2 separate regions of the Homo sapiens genome follow, and region 1 is linked to region 2. A link is a loop called in an ENCODE intact Hi-C map of the cell type or tissue named here. Cell type or tissue: natural killer cell. All regions are shown on one strand. Links, peaks and the distances in the headings refer to the core of each region. The heading gives the core; the rest is flanking DNA.

Region 1 (8,000 bases), core at 1-8,000, 600 kb before region 2:
ATTTACTAATTACTGGCTTAGCTATAGAAAGGAAAAGAAGACTCTGACATCATAACAGAGATTCAAGGTAGGATGTCTGGACGAATAGACTCAGGGAAAATATTTTGTATGTGGAGTGAAAAATGGTATTTGACTTTGGAAACATCATAATTGAGATGAAGGTAAAATATCCAGGTGGACATACTAAGCAAGACATTGACAATGTAACGCCTAAGGCTGGGCGCGGTGGCTCACGTCTGTAATCCCAGCACTTTAGGAGGCCGAGGCGGGTGGATCACCTGAGGTCAGGAGTTCAAGACCAGCCTGCTCAACATGGCGAAACCCCGTCTCTACTAAAAATACAAAATATTAGCCAGGCATGGTGGCAGGCACCTGTAATCCCAGCTACTCGGGAGGCTGAGACAGGAGAATAGCTTGAACCCGGGAGGCGGAGGTTGCAGTGAGCCGAGATCACACCATTGCACTCCAGCCAGGGTGACAGAGCGAGACTCCGCTCAAAAAAAAAAGAAAAGAAAACGTAAAGCCTAGGTTTTGGCAAAACATTGAGAATTGGAGTCTCAGGATAAGCAGATAATAAGAGTTTCAGTTCTCAACACATACATACAAAAAAGATAAGTATGAATATCTTAATTAGCTTAATCTAATAATTTCACAATGTGAGTATATATATACACACACATATGTACATATATATATATAAACATGACATTGTATACCATATGCATATGTGTAATGCAATTTTTGTAAATTACACCTTAACAAAACTGGAAGAAAAAAGATAACAAAAATCTCAGGTTAACAAGATGGGAAGTTATTCAATGGGCAATATAATGTTGAGTAACCAAATTATATGATCTAAAGGACGTTCAAGGGTAATTAATCTAAGGGTCTCCTATGCGGTAGAATAACTATCACAACTTAACCTGTCAAAAAATATTTCCATAAGGAATATCTTTATTGCAGCACTTCATCAATATCACTGCACCTACATGAAGTGTACCACATACACAGCAGAAAACCAACTTTTGTTTTCTGTTGGTTCTTCTGTTGAAAAATGATCACATTTAAGCCCTCTTGTGGTGGCTCTGCATAGAAACAGTCCTACCTCTTGAGGAGTCCTGAAGCAAACTACTCCTTGACAACACAATGGAACAACAAATCATTTTTTTATTATCCTGTATCTGTGTCTTTAAGGAACAGAGAAATAATCTCTTTTCTCCTCACAATCTCTCTTTTCTTCATATCCATCCCAGCTGCAAAGTGATAGCTAAAACACATGAATAATAGTAATACTGGTGAAAATCAGAGTCAACAAATACAAAAGCTTAGATAAATGACCTAAACACAGTGATATTATGTGTTTTATAATTCACATTTTCATCAGATAGCCATATAAATTATTTTAATTGCTATATTAAACATTTGAATTGCACCTAAATTAGCAATTGTGAAATTTAAAAGGAATAGAAATAAGTAGAACTGTTATAAATGTCATATCTTGTCTAAAAATACTTAGAAATATTGAAGACAATGTCTGAGCTCCACATCAGTTACTAATTAGGTGTTTTTGTTTAAGTAAAGCAATTGTTAATGTCCCAGTGACAACTTCAATTCATAGAATACTTGTTATTACCTAATATGCCAAATGGTAACTTAGCCAGTGACTCCAGCATAATCTTGGTCAAAATCAATTTTCCAATCCAGCATACAGCACAAAAAAGTACATTCTTCTAATATTTTTGGTGCCACACTTTTCCTTTTTATTCCCCATAAAGCATTTGACCCAACTTACAGTAAAACTTCCAAATGGCCTCATATTTTTCTATTCTCATCAGAATAATATGGGACATATCAAACATTTTTCAATTTTGAAAGAAAATTCAAGATCAGTTTATGAGTAGTTTCGGAGGCTAGTTGTTACATAAGATTTAAATATTCACATACTCCCTAAAATTGATAGAGTATAAATTTAAGAAATATATGAACCTCTAGAGCAGGAGTCCCCAATCCCCGGGCCATGGGCCAGTACCAATCCATGGCCTGTTAGGAACTGGGCTGCACAGCAAGAAGTGAATGGGGGTAAGTGAGCACTGCCTGAGCTCCGCCTTTTGTCAGATCAGCATTAGATTCTCATAGGAGTGTGACCCTATTGTGAACTGCACATGTGAGGGATCTAGGTTGGGCACTCCTTAGGAGAATCTCATGTCTGATGATCTGAGGTGGAACAGTTTCATCCCAAAACCATCCCCCTCCCCCCACTTCACCTCCTCCCACCCCATCTGTCACCCCCACCCCACCCCTACCCCGTGCCCATCCGTGGAGGAAAAATTGTCTTCCACAAAACCTGTCCCTGGTGCCAAAAAGCCTGGGGACCACTGCCCTAGAGAGAATTTCAGAAAATTCCAAGCATTCTAACAGATGCAATAAAAAAACTGAAGAGTTTCTCTGTACATAGCCAAAATATAAACATTTTTCTTAATAACTTTTTAGGACACGTTACAATAAAATGAGCATGACTAATTCAATATATCTACAATGATTACTTAGAATCTAAAATAGAAAATAGCGTAAAATAAAAGCAGTCTTGGACTTACAAAAAGTTCATTTCCAGAAGTTCACTTCCAAGTCATTTATTTTAAACACATAATGCATTATTCCAAAGGAAGGGAAAAGGTATACCTAATGGTTGCTTCTTTAGGTTAGCCCTCAAAAAATGTTATTTAACTATAATTTTTTTTTTTTTGTGAGACAGAGTCTTGCTCTGTCGCCAGGCTGCAGTGCAGTGGCATGATCTTAACTATAAAATTATTGAAATATTTAAAATAACATTTTTAAAAACTAATCTTTTGACAAACATGTTCATGTAAAAAGAGAAAACATAATAATATGAAAGAACATACAATGTTAAATGTTTTTAGAAGATCCTGAGAGAACAAAGTTAGTGGCAGCCCAAAGAAATTAGAGTCTAAAAGCCAGGGTTCACATCTGCCATTTGTCAGCTGTGCTACCCTAGGCAAGTTACTGAACGTCTCTGTGTTTCATTTTCCTCTCCCACAAAACAGAAGTAATAATAGAACGTTTCTCATCATATCTGAAAGGATTTAATGCTTTAATAGACGTAAAACACTTAGCACAGTTCTTTGTTCACAGTAGGCTCAAAATAGTGTTCTACCGTTATTATTCTGTACAAATTTCTGTTTAATATAATGCAAGTGGTAATTAAAGATTGATGCTGCAAGAGTGTAAAATACAATAAAAGCTAACATTTTACCTTCCAATCCAGTTCTAAAAGATCTTTCTTAGAGAGATGTACAAATGAAAACATATGTGTTAGTCACCCTGTTATTTAGCAATTTTGTGCAATCTTGTAAACCTGCAATATAAAATAAAAAAAAACCTTTAAGACATTCAGATTTTGGAAGTATACATTGTATTCCACTGCATTTAAAAGCAGACTTTTAAATATGCACCACCTCGTGTCAGGGCCAAAATTGTTCTGATTATGTATTGGAATATGTTTTGATCTTAAATATGTCTAGAACTTTAAGAACTTAAGGAAACTTCAGCAACATTATAAAAAGGTCATATCCAAGGCAAGTTGAAAATTAGTAAGGCAGGTCTATTTAGAGAAGCTCTACCAAACCACCACTAAAATTACAAACTCTTCAGACTAAAAACGGTCTTTATATTTGTTGTCCAAAAAAAAAGGAAAGACTAACTTTAAGGAGATTTTCATTTTTAAAGGTTTTATCCACTAAAAATGTGTTTGTTTTTCAAATTAAAATAGAAACAGAAAAAGAAATAGAGGCAGTTCCTTGCACCCTGAATGTTAGCCAAAGTGGTGACAATTACAGAGTCACACTGAGAGTCCCCTTCTTGTTTCTCCAAATGCTCACCAGGAAAGAAAACACGGGCCTCCTCCTCTAGTACAGACTGACTCCCTGCTGTCTTTTGTAGAGCCAGATGGTGGCGCTGTGGTATCATTTGTTGAGAGTTTAGCTTTAAATTCTGTTTTCTGTGAGCAAACAGCATTGTGTGAAAAGTCTCAGCCCTCTTTTGAAAAATAAAGTATTTTAAATAGACTTTATTCTTCCCTTTAACGATGAATAAGCCCATCATTTAAGCCCTTTAGGTTGTTTTAATGTTTACTATTTGTAAAAGAATGTATCTGAAACTTGTAAATATAGATGATTTACAGTGTACTTTCAAAAGGGTTGAGTGTAGATGGTGGTATTTTGTGTCTGTTGTTTTCTTAGTTCATAAAAATAAAAATGAAAAGAAATGGAAATATTTTGTCCATATTATTTTCATATATTCATAATTTCTAAATAAAGTCTTATGACACCTCCAAGCCCCAACCTGCTGCCCAAATCATCAGAAAACAAAGACTTTTGTCAGCAAAAGTTAACTCAATTCTAATCCCACTTCCCTCTCTAACCCTTTCACCAATTTTGGTGAGAATGCCTGTTCCTACTGAAAGTGGTGCTATGAGGCTAGTTTGGCAACATACACATCTGTACCTTTAATTCTCCCCCACACCTAGCCCTCTCTTATGTGCTCTGTTCATCTCACTAAGCCACTTTCTTCTTGGAAGGCTGGGTTTTACCTGACCTACACCCGCAAAATGAAAACTGAAAACTGAGTTAGGCCAATGCAAAATTATGAATTGACCATTTTCTTCCTCACCTACATTAGGCCAATTTTGCATTGGCCTAACTCAGTTTTGCTTCTCCTTCACCTTTGGCTGACCCAGAACAAAAATCATGCTGGGAACCCTACCACACCCCTTTCACCCCACTTTTAATTCTGAATAAAGTGAATGTCAGGATAACACAAATCAATGCAACTATTGGAACATCAGGTCCAAATAGACATATGGCAGGTGAAAAATGAAGTCCAAGAAAGAGAACACATCAGAAAGAGGCCATGTGCAATTTTAGAGTCTATACAACAAGGGCATTTGTGATCCATGGTGAAACCTCAGTCTCACCCGGGTTGTTCTGATTGATGATGGAGGGGAGGAGAGGACGATTCATGGTGGTTTGTGAGTGCCAGCTGGAGGTCCCACCTATTCCTTTACCCACTGCCACATCCACTGCTCCAGGTAGGACGTCAGGTTCCACAGATTTTTCCCACCTCTTCTAGTTAAACTGTGAAACAATGTACATGCAGTTTAGCCATAGTCCTTTATAAGTATCTTTTTAACCTATTTTTCAATGGAAACTGTATTGTTTTCTAAATAAAACCTTATGCTCGATCCCACTATGCCAAACAAATTAAAGCAGTATTTGAAATATAAATGTATAACTTAAAATTCATAAAATTTACTTATTAAAAGGCAAGAAATTAGAAAAATGGATGACTGTTTCAGACCAAGGACTAAGCATTCAGTTTATTTTTGGTGTTTCGATGGATCCACATACAAAAGCTGTGTAAGAAAATGTCTATACTACAGAATTTAAAAGAAGCCACACCTAGCAGGCTTTGAAGATGCCCTCCTTCCCTAAGAGATTAAAGAAAAACATCACACTCAGAGTAATTAGATTCTGATAATGAACGTAGAAACATTGATCTATAGCACACTTTAAAGACCATTGTTCTAGAACAATGCCCTGACTTTTGTGCCTAAATCTGTTTTGTTAGGCAACTTCCAATTCCTCCTATGTGTGGAATTGGTCTTAAACGACAGATCATATTTTCCAACTTGGTTCTATGGGAATTTCAACCATCATTGATGCTTGTCTGTAATTTAACATGCATTCTCTCTATATTTCTATTATCCTAGTTCTAATTGTCTTCTGAAATTGTAATATTGAGATACACTCAAAAACAAATGATTTGAGAAAACACCTTCTCAAATTCCATGATGCTACTTAGTACTTTTGTGAACAACACACATAAGTCAAGAAGAATTTTCCTGTGTACAATGAGGGGAAGCTAAGCCTCAAAGCTTCAGAAGCACCAAGGACGTATGCAAACAGAAAATATGATGAACGCTCTCTCTTCTTGGCATGTTTTTCTCATCCAGTTTTCACATCTTAGTGCTCCTCCAGAACCTTTAAAATCAAAAAGGAAAAATGAGATTAAAAAGGGTGAAATGCCAAGAATCTTCCCTCTTTTCAGGGGTCAGTTCTGGGTTATAATCCTAAACTAATGTGGAATTGTCTTAAAAAGATAAAGCCTTTCTTATTTCTCCCATCTGCAGAAAAAAAAAAAGAATATGATTTACCTGATTACTGACTTTCTTTAGGGAATCTGTGAATGAGATGTTAGAGTATAATTTGTTTCCATTGTGAGTGCTTCTTCAAACTATAAAATCAAACTCCTAACAATTCTATCAGGGTGTCCCTAATCTTGAGCATAAATGATAGGTTCCTTTTAGATGGCAGTGATACGTCTGTGGAGTTTTATTTCCAGGGAGACAGGGCAGGATTTGCTGCTATGCAGACTGAATAATGTTTGAAGCCAACATCATGTCACATTTTGTGTGCACTTTCCAAAGATTAATCCAAGCGTTACAAATGGGACACAGACTGCCATTGTCCCAGGGACACTTTAATAACCCACACCTACAATATTCAACCTGTTGTTTGCATAGGGACAACTTTGGGACACAAAAACCCACCAGAACGACTTAGGGAAAGGAGCCGTGGAGAGGCAGAGACCCAGGCGCCACGGCACCTCCACATCTCATCCTTCATGGCCAATGAGTCTGTTTGGAGTTTATTTATGCCCGAGGATGGGGGTCGTGCAGCTTGCTTTCTTCAAAGCGTCTCGGCGAGCCTTTCTCAAATCTGATGCCTGCTAACTCAGTTTCTCACTTCTGTTGCACTTTGGCAGGGTTTGCCAACTTGCAGATAATTTTTGTTTTGTTTTGCATAATGCAGCTTAAATTAAGGAACATTATTCCCCTCAGAAATAAACTGTGCTTAACCAGTTTCTTCTTCCATTTTTCTCCCCACTCCCCTTCTCTCCTCACAATTCCTTGCATCTGTTGTTCTACTAGGATATTCTTCATGAATGGAAGACTCAGGAGAAAGCTTCAGGATGAAAAGATTGTGAGAGGCAGATGAGAAGAGCTAATAATTTTTACATTCCCCAATGTATCATCTTTAAGTGCTCCCATGAAGTACTTATTACTGTAACCTTATTTACTTTAGAAAACAAACTGTAATGGTCTGGTAAATCAAAATTGATGACTAAGTTTCACATTGAGTTTAAAATATCAATAACCTACTTTTTCACATAAGAAGATATTTTAGCATAAAGACAAAAAACTAAGAGATACAATGAGCAGAATCATAGTTATGATATATTTAATCTCAGATATAATATTTTGAACAGTAGCACAAAAATAATTTCTTTTCATAATACATTATTACTATAGTATATAGTAGTGTGACTATAACAGGTAGAAAAAATTCAAAACCAACAGAAATCTTTAAAGGAAAATACTTTCGGAAATCACAATAAGGCAAAAAGACTTATAGAAGCATCATGAAGAAAAAGACTATGTAAGTGTGTATTATATATATGTTATATATTATTTTAAAAAGGAATCATATACCTTTACTTAATTTCCACCTTAATGACAGATTTCCATTAAGTGAAAAATTACAAGAGAAAGAATCAATAAACAGAAAGGCAGTAGTGTATATTTTGCTAAAGAACATGGTCCTTCAATTTAAACTTAAGCTTGGTACTTTTTAAAATAAGTATAAATAAATTTATTGAAATACAACATTTCAAATTTACCTTTATTGCTTGGTATAATTTTTTAGTTAAAATTATTGTATTTCTTTAATAGATTATTTTATTACCACTCTTGTAAACAGGTGAGCAAGTATAGGATTCTTCCTAACTTCTGTAAATGTTATTAATCCCAAATTACGGGATTAATCCCAACGTTATTTACACAGGAATATGTGTATAATGCTACAGGTCTTAAATGCAATTATATTATCAGCAGTGGTTCATGTGAAAACCAAAGGTAGATTGTT
Region 2 (11,911 bases), core at 1,923-9,922:
GCCTTCTTAGACCCTGTAGGAAAGGCCTCTACCCATCCAGTGAAAGTGTCTACCCAGACTAAGAGGTATTTTAGTTTTCTGACTCGGGGCATGTGAGTAAAGTCAATTTCCCAGTCCTGGGCAGGGGCAAATCCCCGAGCTTGATGTGTAGGAAAGGGAGGAGGCCTGAATAATCCCTGAGGGGTAGTAGAATAGCAGATGGAACACTGAGAAGTGATTTCCTTGAGGATAGATTTCCAGGATGGAAAGGAAATGAGAGGTTCTAAGAGACGGGCTAGCGGCTCATAACCTACATGGAAGAGGTTATGAAATGACGACAGAATAGAATGGGCATGTGAGGCTGGAAGGAGATATTTTCCTTGGTCTAAGAACCATTTGCCTTGTGTGGGAAGAGATTGATAGATGGAAGTTTCAGCGGGGGAGTAGGTGGGAGTGACTCGTGTGAAGGAGAAAAACTGGCCGTGAGGGACAGAAGTTGGAAAGCTAGCTGCTTGTCTAGCCACCTTATCAGCATAAGCGTTGCCTAGAGCAATGGGATCTGACGCCTTTTGATGGCCTTTGTAGTGAATGACTCTAGCTTTCTTTGGAAGTAAAGCGGCCATGAGCAGAGTTTTTATTAAAGAGGCATTAATGATGGAGGACCCTTGCGTGGTGAGGGAATCTCTTTCAGCCTATATAATAGCTTGGTGGTGCAGAATATAAAAGGCATATTTAGAGTCAGTATAAATATTGACGTGTAGTCCTTTTGCAAGAGTGAGGGCTTGAGTTAAGGCAACTAATTCGGCTTGCTGAGAGGTAGTGGAGTGGGGCAGAGTGGTAGCCTCAATGATAGATGTGGAAGATGCTGTAGCATAGCCTGCCTTCGCTGGTGAGTGGCGATCAGGTCTGGTGGAACTGCCATCAATAAACTAAATGTGATCAGGGTGAGGAACAGGAAAGAAGGAAATATGGGGAAATGGGGTGAATGTCAGGTGGATCAGAGAGATACAGTCATAAGGGTCAAGTGTGGTATCCAGAATAATGTGGGAGGCCGGATTGAAGTCCGTGCTGGGAAAAATGGTAATTGTGGGAGACTCAACAAAGAGTGAGTATAGCTGAAGGAGACGGGGAGCAGAAAGTATATGTGTCAGGTATGAGGAAGAAAATAGATTTTGGAAGTTATGAGAAATGTAGAGAGTGAGTTGAGCATAGTTTGTGATTTTTAGGGCCTCTAAAAGTATGAAAGCAGCGGCAGCTGCTGCATGCAGACATGAGGGCTAGGCTAAAACAGTAAGGTCAAGTTGTTTGGACAGAAGGGCTACAGGGTGCGGTCCCAGCTCTTGTGTAAGAATTCTGACCGCACTAACCATGCCTAGAAGGAAAGGAGTTGTTGTTTTGTAAGGGATTGAGGTTTGGGAGATTAGTTGGACACAATCAGCAGGGACAGCAGGTGTGTTTTTATGAGAATTATGCCAAGATAGGTAACAGATGAGGATGAAATTTGGGCTTGACTGAAGTAAAGGGGGCTGTCTGTGAAGCCTTGTGGCAGTACAGCCCAGGTAATTTGCTGAGCCTGATGGGTGACAGGGTCGGTCTAAGTGAAAGCCAAGGGAGGCTGGGATGAAGGGTGCAAAGGAATAGTAAAGAAAGCATGTTTGAGATCTAGAACAGAATAATGGGTTGTAGAAGGAGGTATTGAGGATAGGAGAGTATATGGGTTTGGCACCACGGGGTGGATAGGCAAAACAATTTGGTTGATAAGGCGCAGATCCTGAACTAACCTGTAAGTCTTGTCTGGTTTTAGGACAGGTAAAATGGGGGAATGGTAAGGAGAGTTTATAGGTTTTAGAAGCCCATGCTGTAGCAGGCGAGTGATAACAGGCTTTAATCCTTTTAAAGCATGTTGTGGGATGGGATATTGGCGTTGAGCGGGGTAAGGGTGATTAGGTTTTAATGGGATGGTAATGGGCATGTGATTGGTTGCCAGGGAAGGAGTAGAGATGTCTCATACTTGTGGGTTAAGTGGGGAGATAAAAGGGGAGGATGTGAAGGAGGCTTTGAACTGGGAGAAAAGGTGGCAATGAGGTGTGGCTGTAGCCCAGGAATAGTCAGGGTAGCAGATAATTTAGTTAAAGTGTCTCAGCCTAATAAGGGAACTGGGCAGGTGGGGATAACTAAAAGGAGTGCTTAAAAGAGTATTGTGTAAGTTGGCACCAGAGTTGGGGAGTTTTAAGAGGTTTAGAAGCCTGGCCGTCAATACCCACAACAGTTATGGAGGCAAGGGAAACAGGCCCTTGAAAAGAAGGTAATGTGGAGTGGGTAGCCTCTATATTGATTAAGAAGGGGACGGACTTACCTTCCACTATGAAAGTTACCTAAAGCTTGGCATCCATGATGGTCTAGGGGTCTTCCGAGGTGATCAGGCAGTGTCAGTCTTCAGCCACTAAGCCGAGAAGATCTGGGAAGGAGTCAGTCAGAGAGCCTTGGGCCAGAGTTCCAGGGGCTCTGGGAGTGGCTGCCAGGTGAGTTGAACAGTCCGATCTTCAGTGGGGTCCCGCACAGATGGGACATGGCTTAGGAGGAATCCTGGGCTGCAGGCATTCCTTGACCCGGTGGCCAGATTTCCAGCACTTGTAGCAAGCTCCTGTGGGAGGAGGTTCTGGAGGAACGCCTGGCTGCTACAGTTCCGGCATTTGGAAGTTCTTGTGTGCTGGAGATGTGGATGGGGTTTGTCTCATAGCGGAGGCAAGGAATTGCAACTTTTTTCTATTATTGTACACCTTGAAGGCGAGGTTAATTAAGTCCTGTTGTGGGGTTTGAGGGCTGGAATTTAATTTTTGGAGTTTTATTTAATGTTGGGAGCAGATTGGGTAATAAAATGTATATTGAGAATAAGACGGCTTTTTGACCTTTTAGGGTCTAGGGCTGTACAGCATGTCAGTGTTGCTGCCAAACGAGCCATGAACTGGGCTGGGTTTTTATATTTGATTAAAAAGAGCCTAAATGCTCTCCGATTTGGGATAAGGAAAAAGGAGCATTAACCTTGACTATGCCTTTAGCTGCAGCCACCTTTTTAAGAGGAAATTGCTGGGCAGGTGAGGGAGGGCTACTCATGGAATGAAACTGTAAGCCGGACCAGGTGTGAGGAGGGGAGGTGATAAAAGGATTATAGGGTGGAGGAGCAGAGGCTGAGGAAGAATTGGGACCTAGCTTGGCCTGGCGAGGAGGGGAGAGGTCAGATGGGTCTGTAGAAAAGGAAGATTAGAAAGACTCAGTGACGCTTGGGGTTGTGACTGAGGGGACAGGCGAGAGGGAAAGAAGGAAGATTAGGGATGAGTTGCACTGGGAACAGAGACTAGGGAGGGACTGATGTGTAAAAGAATGCCTGGATGTCAGGCACCTTAGACCGTTTGCCCATTTTACGACAAGAATTATTTAGATCTTGTAGGATGGAAAAATTGAAAGTGCTGCTTTCTGGCTATTTGGAACCACTGTGGAGTTTGTATTGGGGTCAAGCAGCATTGCAGAAGAAAATAAGGCATTTAGGTTTTAGGTCAGGTGTGAGTTGAAGAGGTTTTAGGTTTTTAAGAACACAGGCTAAGGGAGAAGAAGGGAGAATGGAGGGAGAATGGAGGGCAGAAGCTTACCCGTAGTGAAGGAGGCAAGCCCAGAGAAAAGAGAGAGTAGAGACATGGAGAGAAGGGCTTGGGGGTTCTTGCCCCCCAGAAAAGTGGTGAAGGGGTTGGGGTGTGGAAATAAGGGGTTGGTGCACAGAGATAAGAGGTCAGGACATGGAAATAAGGGATCGGGGCACAGAGATAAGAGGTTGGGGCATGGAAATAAGGGATCAGGGTGCAGAGATAAGAGGTTGGGGTGTGGAAATAAGGGATCGGGGTGCAGAGATAAGGGGTTGGGGCATGGAAATAAGGGATTGGGGCACAGAGATAAGGGATCAGGGCATGGAAATAAGGGATCGGGGCACAGAGATAAGGGGTCAGGGTGCGGAAATAAGGGATCAGTGGGTTCTTGTCCCCCAGAAAAGCAGAGAAGGGGTAGAGACAGGGAGAGAAGGGGTCAGGGTTCTTGTCCCTCCCCCAGAAAAGCAGGACTTGCCGCTAGCTAAGAGTGAAGGACCAAGGCAGGCATCCCTACGTGGTCAGACACCTCTGAAACATGGGTGAATAATCAGAGAGGCATCCCTGCAATGATTAAACACCAAGGGAAGGCTGCCTTCCCGAGTCCATGACTGGCGCCGAAGTTTTGGGTCCACGGATAAAACGTGTCTCCTTTGTCTCTACCAGAAAATAAAAGGAATTGAAATTAAGAGAAGGGAGAGATTGAAGGGTAGTGCCAAGATTGAAAGGAGAAAGTGGTTGAGGGATAGTGAGAGAGGTTGGAGAAGAGAGTAAAGAGAGGCTGCTTACCCGATTTAAAATTGTTGAGATGTTCCTTGGGCTGGTGGGTCTGAGTACCTGAGGTCCTAAGTGGATCTTTCTCACGGAGCAAAGAGCAGGAGGACAGGGGATTGATCTCCCAAGGGAGGACCCCCAATCCAAGTCACGGCACCAAATTTCATGCGTGTCTGTGTGAAGAGACAAAGCAGGCTTTGTGTGAGCAACAAGGCTGTTTATTTCACCTGGGTGCAGGTGGGCTGAGTCCAAAAAGAGAGTCAATGAAGGGAGATAAGGGTGGGGCCGTTTTATAGGATTTGGGTAAACGAAAATTACAGTCAAAGGGGATTTGTTCTCTGGCAGGCAAGAGTGGGGATCGCAAGGTGCTCAGTAGCAGAGTTTTTGAGCCAGGATGAGCCAGGAGAAGGAATTTCACAAGACAATGTCATCAGTTAAGGCAGGAACAGACCATTTTCACTTCTTTTGTGATTCTTCAGTTACTTCAGGCCATCTGGGCATATAGGTGCAAGTCACTGGGGATGCGATGGCTTGGCTTGGGCTCAGAGGCCTAACACTAACAGCTCTAGGATTTTCAGAATGATAAATGAACGTTGGTTTTGACATAAAGTCACAAGCTGCATTAGCCCCTAACAAGAGAGTCAGCCTGTCCTTTGAAGTTTGAAAGCCAGGCACTGACTTCTCTTTAGCTAGGAAAGTCCTAGATGGCATCTTCTTCCAATGTAACTGTTTTGTCCACATTGAAAATCTGTTGTTTAGCCACTTTCATTCTTTGTCTTAGCTAGGTCTTGTGGACAACTTACTGCAGCTTCTCCATCAGCACTTGCTGTTTTACTTTGTACTTTTATATTATGGAGACAACTTCTTTCCTTAAACCTCATGAACCAACTTTTGCTAGCTTCCAACTCTTCTTCTGCGGTATTCTCCTCTTTCAGCCTTCATAGAATTGAAGAGAGATAGGGTCTTGCTCTGCATGAGGCTTTGGCTTAAGGGAATGTTCTAGCTGCTTTGATCTTCTATCCAGACCACTCGAACTTTTTCTCTATCAGCAATAAGACTGCTTCACTTTCGTATCATTCACCTGTTTACTGGGGTAGCACTTTTAGTTTCTTTCAAGAACTTTTCCTTTGCATTCACAACTTGGCTGTTTGGCACAAGAGGCCTGGCTTTCAGCCTTTTGACATACCTACCTCACTAAGCTTATTTCTAGCCTTTAACTTGAAGTGAGGGTCACTGCTGGGTGTGGTGATTCATGCCTGTAATCCCGGCATTTTGGAAGGCTGAGGCAGGAGAATCATTTGAGACAAGAAGTTTGAGATCAGCCTGGGCAACAAAGTGAAACCCCATGTCTACAAAAAGTTTAAAAATTAGCCAAGGGTGATAGTGCAAGCCTGTAGTCCTGGCTACTTAGGAGCCTGAGGTAGGAGGATTGCTTGAACTCAGGATTTCGAGGTTACAGTGAGCCATGACTGTACCACTGCACTCCAGTCTGGGCAATAGAGCAAGACTCTGGCTCTATAAAAATAAATTTAAAAATAAAGTAAAAGGCATGTGACTCTTCCTTTCAGCTGAACACTTAGAGGCCATTGCTATTAATTGGTCTAACTTTAATACTGTTGTGTCTCAGAGAACAGGGAGGCCCAAGGAGAGCGAGAGAAGCAGGGAAAAGGCTGGTTGGTAGAGCAGTCAGAACACACACATTTATTGATTAAGTTCACTATCTTATAAGGGCACAGTTCATGGCACCCCTAAACAATTCCAGTAGTAACATTAGAGATCACTGATCACAGATCACCATAACAGATGTAATAATAATTTAGAAATATTGCAAGAATTACACAGAGGCATGGAGTGAGCACATGCTGTTGGAAAACTAGTGCCAATAGACTTGCTTGACACAGGGTTGCCACAAACCTTCAGTTTGTAAAAAACGCAATATCTATGAAGATCAATAAAGCAAAGATCACTAAAATGAGATATGTGTGTAGTCATTTTAAATGTACTTACCATTTTTCCTCCTCTTATCTTTTTGGCTATGTTAATTTAAAAAAAACAAAATACATATAGATCTGAAGTTCATTTGAAATCTCCTTGAAATAACTGCTTTAGTTTTTTATTAATTTGTTTCTTCATGGATATCTCTTCTTCTCTGGATAGTAAGTAGCTTTCCTGTAGTAACCATTAAAGTATAAAAAAAATGAGTAGTAGGGACCAGGACCTGGGTCCAAATCTTAGATTGTAGATCTCACAATTTGTATTTTTATTTTGTTTCCTTTTCCCTTTTTGACACAGAGCCACCTGCTGGCAAGAGGAGGTTAACTTTGAATATATTGTAGCATGCAATTGGGTTCAGGTGCACAGGAAAAGTAGCATTGATGAGGCTGCACCTCAAAATGGCTTATAGATTTTGACTGTTAATGATACTAAAAATGTTAAAATGTACCATGTAGTTGGAGAAGGATTTTTTTTAAGCTGAGCTTTCTCAAAGATCAAATTAAAATGTTGATGAGAAAACCTCATTAAAAGCAAAGAAGTTGAAGAGACAGTGGAGAGGAGGGAGAATCCATTATCTAAGGTTCTTTAAAGGCAAGAATAGGAGAATTCCTGGGCAAAGGTGGAAAACAGGTGAAGACAAGAGAAGGGGATTCTCCACCGATGCACCAGACAAGAATGGGAAGAGATAAGCGGAAGATGGTGAGGTAGTGGGAAGTTGATTTTGATTTTATCTGGGCTAAAAGGGAAAATGGGATAAGAGTCTAAGGCATAAAGTAGAGCACAGAAAATGTAAAACAGTCCAGCAAGTAAGAAAGCAACTTGCTTAGGGAAACACACTAGGATTTTAGGGCCATGTTGAAAGTCCAGTTGAAGTTGACGATAGCAAATTTCCAGTATTATTGAATGGATATGCCCTACTTTGTGATTTTTCTCCAAAATTGGTCTGTTATCCAGGTTAAGATATACAAAAATGAAAGAGTGGAGGTCACACTGCATTAGTTTTTGCTAAACAGGAGAGATAAGACAGTTTATGGCACTGACAAAATTGTTCTTAGAATTATGGGCCATGAACTATAAACTGAATAGGAAGATAATTAAACATAGGGAGAGGATATAGAAATGGGGACTGGACCTTCACTGAAGGATCATCAAGGTAGGAGTAGTTAAAGAATCAATCCAGAAAAATGAGACATTATGGTAAGAGTGCTCAATGTCTAAGCCATTTATTTGGAATATTGATAATTTTGTTCTTTTTCATTAAAAGATCCAGAATTTCATTAAAAGATCCAGACCAGGGGAAGAGATAACTGAGTGTAGAAAAGGCCGTAAAAGATGAGTTTGGTAAGAAAATGAGAAATCAGAGCATCGAAAAGATACTATGGGTATTGAAACCACCCACAATGATGGCAGGAATTAGAGCAGGGGAAAGACTCTGAATCAAGTGCAAAGTTTTTGATGATCAAAGGAAAGTAATCAAATGATAGCAATGACAAAGAAAATTAGCAGGTTATAGAGGTAAAATGGTATAAGCCTTAAGAAATAGGATTCCTTTTCACAAGAGATTGGGTGGGTCATGTTCTGAAAGATGAAATGAGGAGCAGAAAGTTTTCTAATCTTGCATCTAGATAGCAAAGTCTCTGACGTTTGAAAGAATCACATCCACCACTCCACTGGGCTGCTGGAGAGCACCAGCCCTGCAGTAAGGCAAGTGAAGGGGCTCCTTGGAGACCGGAGTTTGTGCTGATGATGAAGGAGCAGTTCCAGGGCTCTACAGCTGGGGAGGTGGGAAGTGGAGATAGAATGGAGGACAAATAATTTAGCTTCAATAATATACTTAGTTTATTAGTCTTAGTCGAATAGTCTTCCTCTTTCCTAAAGGATCTATTCAAATTGAAGAACTAAGTTGAGGTTACTTGTATTAAATACTCAGTTACTGATGCCAGGTGTGACAGCTCACGCCTGTAATCCCAGCACTTTGGGAGGCCAAGGTGGGCAGGTCACTTGAGGTCAGGAGTTCAAGATCAGCCCGGTCAAAATGGCACCCCATCTCTACTAAAATTACAAAAATAGGGCGAGGTGCGGTGGCTCATGCCTGTAATCCCAGCACTCTGGGAGGCCGAGGCAGGCGGATCATGAGGTCAGGAGATCGAGACCATCCTGGCTAACACGATGAAACCCCATCTTTACTAAAAATATAAAAAAATTAGCCGGGCATGGTGGCGGGCGCCTGTAGTCCTAGCTACTCGGGAGGCTGAGGCAGGAGAATGGCGTGAACCCGGAAAGCAGAGCTTGCAGTGAGCCAAGATCACGCCACTGCACTCCAGCCTGGGTGACACAGCGAGACTCCATCTCGAAAAAAAATAAAATAATAAAAAATAATAACACAAAAATAAGCCAGGTGTAGTGGCAGGTACCTGTAATCCCAGCTACTCAGGAGGCTGAGGCAGGAGAATCACTTGAACCCGGGAGGCAGAGGTTGCAGTGAGCCGAGATCGCACCACTGAGCTCCAGCCTGGGCAACAGAACAAAACCCTGTCTCAAATAAATAAATAAATATTTAGTTACTGAAATAATAATGTTGATTGGTAAAATAAGAATGTATTCTCTCTAAAAACTAGTTAGTTTGTACTAAAAAATGGGCATAATTATTATCTCAAAGATTAGTAATGATGCAATGGAATTTATATATGTGTATACATGTGTTGCATATATACATAATGTGTGTATGTATACACATACAATATCATTAAAAATAACTGTTTCAAAAATAAGTACATACAATAAAATATAAAATAAATAGAAAAATAAAATCAGGGCAAGACAAATAGGATAGTAAGACGAAGGCAAGTGTGAAGTGGATATACTGGAAATCATAAGTTCTTACACAAATGCTGGAATTAAACCACAAATTTTTTGATTGCCTGGAAGGAAATATGATGAATTTAATATTCAGTATCCATTGAAATTAAAATATTCTGGTTGCTTAGCAGAAGTACAACTTTTCTTAGCACTGATAATAAAAATGTCTCTCATGGGCCCTCATTAAATGAGATTCTCGTGTAGTTAAGATGTTCAAAATATCCTGACAATAAAATGCCATAACACAAAAACTTAACCTATATTTTGTGACCATTATATGAGAATTTATGAATACAAGTCACGTTTCTGTCACTAGATAAAAGCAATACCTTGTTTTTGAGGTTCAAGCCTTTAGACTGGCTCTTCCCAGTTGCAGGCAAGTGGATTTTAGTTTTTCAATCAAAATAATTATTTAGCTTTGAGAAAGAAAGAAAAAAAACAAATAAAATAATGGTGGGGGGGATGAGGGAGAGTGAAATCAATACAATAAGTTGAAAAGTTTCTTATAAAATTTGAATCTTTAAAAATGTGTTGCAATTTAAAACTAGGAAGTGTCATCTCCAGATTGATCTATAGTTCCAACATTTTCAGTCAAAATCTCAACAGGCTGTTTTGGAGAAATGTACAAGGTGATTCTAAAATCTATATGAAAAAGCAAAATATCTAGAAAATCCAAGACAATTTTGAAAGTGAAGAAAGCGGTCAATTGATTTTTGATAAAGATGCCAAGGATTTCGATAGGAAAATAACTCTTTTCGGGTAGAATCAATATTGTAAGAGTGACCATACTGCCAAAAGCAATCTACAAATCTGATGCAATTCCCATCAAAAAAGCACCATCATTCTTCACAGAAGTAGAAAAAAACAATTCTAAAATTCATATGGAACCAAAAAAGAGACCGCATAGCCAAAGCAAGACTAAGCAAAAAGAACAAGTCTGGAGGCATCACACTACCTGATTTCAAACTATTCGAAGTGAAGAAACTCAGGAATGGAAAACTAAACACCATATGTTCTTATTGATGTGTGGGAGCTAAGCTACGAGGATGCAAAGGTATAAGAATGATACAGTGGACTTTGGGGACTTGTGGGGAAGGATGGGAGTGGGGCAAGGGATAAGAGACTACAAATAGGGTGGAGTGTATACTGCTGGGGTGATGGGTGCACCAAAATCTCACAAATCACCACTAAAGAATTTACTCATGTAACCAAATACCGCCTGTACCCCAATAACCTATGGAAAAATACAAACATAAAGTAAAAATAAACTTTATTCTTAAACTTAGGTTTTTAAAAATTCCCTTAAGATGTCTAAATATCCAAATATTATCTATATTTTAACTAAGATTTAGTCAGGAAAATATATTAAATGGTGATTGTATTTTGAAAAACAATTGATAAATAAAATAATCATTTTTCCAAAATAGTATTTGGATTCATGCTTTGAACAAAGTTTTCTGTATTAAAATAGTAAAGATTTTGGACTTACAATAGTATTTAGCATCATTTAAAATCTACAATTTTTCATTTCTGATTTTGGTTTCAGTTGGAGAGAAGGAACTATAAAAACAGCTATTGAAGTTTAGTTTTTCCATATTACTTGGAAAACACGAGGCATATAATTAAAACTTTGGATATATTATAGTCTATTTTCAGAATCTTTCAGATATTTTTATTAGTTGCATAGCTCAATGATTTGTCATACTATATATATGTATATTTACATACATAAACATAGAAACATGCACACTTATATATGTAATAGTGTTTCAACAAAATGGCATTCACATTTTTCTGTTTCACAATAACTTTCAAAGTAGCTGGATGACTGATGAAATTTAGTTTACTCCTATAGAACATAAAAATATAAAGCTTAATTTGTGTTTCTCTGCCATGTGAAGTAAAATCACTCATAAAATTATTCAAGCCACAATGTTTTCTATGACAAAAGATGGAGCTGACATCTTGCTGTAATCTTACCTAGCATACCCAATATTACATGTAATATTTTGGAAGGAAGGCACAGAAATAAAGTTTCCTCATGTTTGAGGCATCATGTTCTTTGATGAAGAGCCTCTTGTTCCTCAAAGTTAAGCATTATTAGAAGATACTCTATCCTGGTTTGAACCCTTGCTCTTTGTTCTGCAGCTCTGGTAACTTGTCCCAGTCATCTAGCGTGGTATTGGCAAATGAACACAATTACTCATGGCTTTTGCAGAGAATTGTTCATGTCTAATCAGTCATATTCTTGGAATCAGAGAAGATGCAGGTGTTTTCTGGGAATTATGCCTTTAAGTAGATTTATTTTTTTCAAGAAACTGAATTATATTTCTCTTTTGGAAGCTTGCTCACAAAATAAAAATCATGAGTCTTCTTTTTATTTTCAAAACAAAGGTTTACATTTCCATGAGTTAGTATTGATTTAAAACATTTTATCTAAATGGAAGTAATAGAATATTTTTCTAACTCATATCTGTACATATCTCATCAAAGTCAACAGCTTGGTTTCTTCTTCAAAATTTAAACCTTTTGTAGAAAGCCTATTCCAAGAGAAAAAGCAGGAGAAATTTTGGAACAATATAACAAAATTACAAAAAGATAATACAGACTCCACTTGGTGAGTTCTAGGTAGAATAAAATGAACATGATATAAGAAAGTAGAAAGATTA

The links. A loop is a pair of places that touch in the nucleus more often than their neighbours do. Peaks named below come from ENCODE experiments on the same cell type or tissue, not always from the same donor. Only the 100,000 strongest peaks of a DNase experiment are listed, where the experiment ranks them.
Region 1: it touches region 2 in a loop (7-fold over the local background); 23 of 110 quality-filtered maps call a loop at or near these places.

The regions. Positions count from the first base shown.
Region 1 is chr4:93,787,821-93,795,820 of GRCh38, forward strand. It overlaps a transcript of GRID2 not described here. Among named protein-coding and RNA genes, the nearest start is that of ATOH1, 37 kb to the right of the region's middle. RefSeq lists a silencer at 3,890-3,949. In natural killer cell, for the core only: CTCF peaks have their summits at 3,903 and 4,108; no DNase peak of the experiment used is centred there.
Region 2 is chr4:94,384,317-94,396,227 of GRCh38, forward strand. No RefSeq gene overlaps it. Among named protein-coding and RNA genes, the nearest start is that of HPGDS, 47 kb to the left of the region's middle. RefSeq lists an enhancer at 283-784. In natural killer cell, for the core only: no CTCF peak of the experiment used is centred there; a DNase peak (open chromatin) is centred at 6,705.